2 separate regions of the Homo sapiens genome follow, and region 2 is linked to region 1. A link is an interaction called in ENCODE POLR2A ChIA-PET data of the cell type or tissue named here. Cell type or tissue: GM12878. All regions are shown on one strand.

What was found. Peaks named below come from ENCODE experiments on the same cell type or tissue, not always from the same donor. Only the 100,000 strongest peaks of a DNase experiment are listed, where the experiment ranks them.
Region 2: POLR2A ChIA-PET joins it to region 1 with 6 read pairs; 23 of 35 experiments call an interaction of 5 or more read pairs at or near these places.

The regions. Positions count from the first base shown.
Region 1 is chr5:139,347,459-139,349,958 of GRCh38, reverse strand. The region is part of intron 1 of PAIP2 (poly(A) binding protein interacting protein 2); the gene reads right to left. Among named protein-coding and RNA genes, the nearest start is that of PAIP2, 6.9 kb to the right of the region's middle. In GM12878, no CTCF peak of the experiment used is centred here; no DNase peak of the experiment used is centred here.
Region 2 is chr5:139,265,787-139,268,286 of GRCh38, reverse strand. No RefSeq gene overlaps it. Among named protein-coding and RNA genes, the nearest start is that of SNHG4, 7.1 kb to the left of the region's middle. In GM12878, no CTCF peak of the experiment used is centred here; no DNase peak of the experiment used is centred here; H3K27ac peaks cover 358 bases.

The sequences.
Region 1 (2,500 bases):
GCAATCTCGGATCACTGTAACCTCTGCCTCCCGCGTTCAAGTGATTCTCCTGCCTCAGCCTCCCGAGTAGCTGGGATCACAGGTGCACGCCACCATGTCCAGCTAACTTTTGTATTTTTAGTAGAAACGGGGTTTCACCATGTTGGCCAGGATGGTCTCAATCTCTTGACTTTGTGATCCACCTATCTCAGCCTCCCAAAGTGCTGGAATTACAGGTGTGAGACACTGTGCCCAGCCAGGAATTAACATTTTTGATAACTGATGTTTCGTTTTATGTCTTTCATAATAATTTCATGTTTACTTTTCTTATGCTTTTTCAAATGTTCTATTAACTATTTCTTTTCTATAGCGTTTATTTTCCTACACTTAATAACTTTAACTATTTTCCTATCAATTAAAAATGTACTCCAAGGGCAGGAGGCAGTGGCTCATGCCTGTAATCCCAGCACTTTGGGAGGCTGAGGCGCGTGGATCACAAGGTCAGGAGATCGAGACCATCCTGGCCAACATGGCGAAACCCGGTATCTACTAAAAATACAAAAATTAGCCAGGCATGGTGGTGTGAGCTTGTAGTTCTAGCTAGTCAGGAAGCTGAGGCAGGAGAATTGCTTGAACTCAGGAGGCGGAGGTTGCAGTGAGCTAAGATCACACCACTGTACTCCAGCCTGGGCGACAGAGCGAGACTCCGTCTCAGAGAAAAACAACAACAACAACAACAGCAAAAAACAACTCTATACATCCATTTAGAATGCCTTTCCTTCTCCAATATACCCAACCCAATGCTTACTCTGAGCCAAGGCAAGCCCTTTAAAATTATTTTACTTACACACTTCTTCCCTCCCCAATCTTCAGTTTTGTGGAAGTTAGCACTGGTAGATTCCTACTATTAGGTTTTCTCTTACTATGTTTTAAAATAATTTTTGAATTGAATACTTGACAATACACATTATCATCCATTTATATTTTACTAAATTCATCACTCAGGCCATGCACAGTGGCTCACGCTTGTAATCCCAGCACTTTGGGAGGCTGAGGCAGGCAGATCACCTGAGGTCAGGAGTTCAAGACTAGCCTGGCCAACATGGCGAAACCGTCTCTACTAAAAATACAAAAATTAGCTGGGTGTGGTGGCAGGCACCTGTAATCCCAGCTACTGGGGAGGCTGAGGCAGGAGAATTGCTTGAACCTGGGAGGCAGAGGTTGCAGTGAGCCAAGACTGTGTCCTGCACTTCAGCCTAAGCAATAAGAGTGAAACTCTGACTTTAAAAAAAAAAAAAAAAGATACAAAGATTAGCTGGGCGTGGCCAGGCACAGTGGCTCACGCCTGTAATCCCAGCACTTTGGGAGGCCGAGGTGGGCAGATCATGGGGTCAGGAGATCTAGACCATCTTGGCTAACACGGTGAAACCCCATCTCTACTAAAAATACAAAAAAAAATTAGCCAAGTATGGTGGCAGGCACCTGTAGTCCCAGCTACTCAGGAGGCCGAGGCAGGAAATTGGCGTGAACCCGGGAGGCAGAGCTTGCAGTCAGCTGAGACTACGCCACTGCACTCCAACTTGGGCGACAGAGTGAGACTCCGTCTCAAAAAAAAAAAAAAAAATTAGCCAGGCTTGGTGGTGGTCCCCTGTTGTCCCAGCTACTCAGAAGGCTGAAGCAGGAGAATTGCTCGAGCCTGGGAGGCAGAGGCTGCAGTGAGCCAAGATCACGCCACTGCACCCCAGCCTGGGTGACACAGCAAGACCCTGTCTCAAAAAATATAAATAAATAAATAAATAAATTCATCACTCGTAGTTTTTTTTTTTTTTTTTTTGACATGGAGTCTCACTCTGTTGCCCAGGCTAAAGTGCAGCTGCACGATCTCGGGTCACTGCAACCTCTGCCTCCTGAGTAGCTGGAATTACAAGTGTGTAACACCATGCCTGTGCCTGGCTAATTTCTGTATTTTTAGTAGAGATGGGGTTTCACTATGTTGGCCAGGCTCGTCTAGAACTCCTGAACTCAGGTGATCCGCCCACCTCGGCCTCCCGAAGTGCTGGGATTACAGATATGAGCCACCACACTGGCCGAGTTGTTTCTTATATTCATCATCTTCCCCTAACTTCCTATCTTTGTAAAATAGTTCAAAAGGCTACCTGAGGATTTATCATTCTAAGCCAGTGTCCAAAACATCTTTTTTTTTTTTATGGATGTACCACAGTTTTTTAAAAATTATTATTATACTTTAAGTTTTAGGGTACATGTGCACAATGTGCAGGTTAGTTACATATGTATACATGTGCCATGCTGGTGTGCTGCACCCATTAACTCGTCATTTAGCATTAGGTGTATCTCCTAATGCTACAAAACATCTTTTGCCTTCATGTTTGAATAAAAATGTTGTATGGCCTGGCGTGGTGGCTCAGGCCTGTAATCCCACCACTTTGGGAGGCCAAGGTGGGTGGATCATTTGAGGTCAGGAGTTCTAGAAAAGCCCGGCCAATATGGTGAAACCTTGCCT
Region 2 (2,500 bases), 82 kb after region 1:
TTCTTTGCTTCTTCTTTAAACTAAACATTGACCCTTTTAAATCTTTGTCAGGTTGGTTCTCTTACCTTGTTTTTAGAGTCTTTGTCTGACTTCATCATTCATTCATTGAACCAATATTGAGTATCTGCCATGTGGCAGGCCCTGTGCTAGGCTCTAGGAGGGATACAATGATAAATAAAACAGACATAGTCCTTACCTTTATGGAGATTACAATGGACATCAGGTAGAGTGAGTTCAGATTTGGTCACAGGAAAGCCTCCAGGTAGGCCTGCCCTGGCCCAGCTCAAACAGATACTTTAAGAAAAGGAGATTCTGCTGCTCTCTCAGGCATCCACTTGATGGAGTTACTTGCATCTTTGTGGTGCTAAGTTTACCAAATAGTAAATAGGCATGTAAAATAGCCAGAACCTCAGCATGTTTATTGGACAATAAACCAAATATCTCACAGCAATGTAAGGAAACTAAAGACCTAGGTTTCTGTGTGATATATACAAGCTCCCTGGGTAGAGAGAACATGAACCTAGGAGTCAGATGTGGATTTGATTCTGACTCCACCACTTACATGTTAGCTGTTTGACTTTTAGGTACATGACCTCTGGCCTCAGTTCCATCACCTATAAAATGGGAATAGTAATCTCTATATTTTAGAGCTGTCGTGAGGATTAAATGAGATGTCATATATAAGAGATCAGGCAGGTACTCAATGCATGTTGCTTCCTTTCCATTACTTCCCTATCCTACACTTGAATCCCACAATTTAAAATAAATAAATAACCAACCTGGGCAACACAGTGAGACCTCGTCTCTATTTATTTAAATAAATAAGTAAGTAGAGATATAAAGATAAATAGATAAATAAATATAAAGCCTAGTCTCCCAATTGACTGGAAATGAGGAGTCTCAAGTGATATTCACCAATTATACGACCAGAGAAATGGGTTGTTTCTATATTGTTTACTATACATTGCACTATGCATGCAACTTATGACAGATCACTGTCTTATTCTGGGATAAGAGAAAGGCAAAAAAAAAAACCCCGAAATTATAGGAAAAAGACTGAAATGAGATATAACAAAGGACTTCCTCACCATGAGGGCTAGAAATATAAGTGGATGCCTGAGAGAGCTGCAAAATCTCCTTTTCTAAGAGCATCTGTTTTGGCTGGCCCAGGGCAGGCCTACCTGGAGGTCAAGAATAAACCTGATGGCCTCTTCATGTCCCACTTAGCCTAAGGAATCCTTTCAGGAGGAATTGCTGGTCCTCTTCCTTTTCCAAGCCAGGCGTGCTTCCAAGGCTTATTGCTCAAAAGGAAAGGAAAAAAATGGCAGCTGCCATTTCAGGCACTTAATAAGTACACTAAATTAAGAAATTGCTGATTTGGAGGCCGGGCGCGGTGGCTGACGCCTGTAATCCCAGCACTTTGGGAGGCCAAGGTGGGCGGATCACGAGGTCAGGAGATCGAGACCATCCTGGCTAACACGGTGAAATCCCGTCTCTACTAAAAATACAAAAACTTAGCCGGGCGAGGTGGCGCGTGCCTGTAGTCCCAGCTACTCAGGAGGCTGAGGCAGGAGAATGGCGTGAACCAGGGAGGCAGAGCTTGCGGTGAGCAGAGATCGCGCCTTTGCACTCCAGCCTGGGCAACAGAGCGAGACTCCGTCTCGAAAAAAAAAAAGAAAGAAATTGCTGATTTGTTTTACCTGATTCCTCCTCTCTGATAAGGAAGAAATATCGATTTAATTTTTTTTTGAGGAAATAAAACAACCAAGTGCAAAAAAAAAAAAAAAAAAAAAAGGAAGAAATATCTTCAATCAGAGATTCCTCGAAGTTGAAAAGGAAGCCTGAGCTCCAACTGCGGAAATTGGCAGAGGTCACACTTAAAGGAACAAGCAGGGCTCGGCAGGCAGCGCTAGGATTCTAGGATTCTCTCTCCCACCCCATCCGTAGGAGATCTCAGGCTGCCTTTATTTATTTATTTATTTATTTATTTTTGAGATGGAGTTTCGCTTTCGTTGCCCAGGCTGGAGTACAATGGTGTGATCTCGGCTCATGGCAACCTCTGCCTCCCAGGTTTAAGCAATTCTCCTGCCTCAGCCTCCCAAGTAGCTGGGATTACAGGCATGCGCTACCACACCTGGCTAATTTTGTATTTTTAGTAGAGATGGGGTTTCTCCGTGATGGTCAGGCTGGTCTCGAGCTCCCAACCTCAGGTGATCTGCCCACCTTGGCCTCCCAAAGTGCTGGGATTACAGGCGTGAGCCACCGTGCCAGACCTGCCTTTTTTCTACAGTTATTTGCAAAGGGGATTAGTTTAGTTGTCCTTTTCTCCCTTCACCACCATTTTTGTTTCTTCTTCTTATTTTCCTTGCTCTTCTTTTCCTTTCTTCCTCTCTTGTGCCACCTCCTTTTCTATTTTCTCCTCCTCCTTCTTCCCTCCTCCAATCTCCATTTCAGCTGCTGGATCTCATTGCCCAACCCACTGGAATTTCTGTTCCAAGAA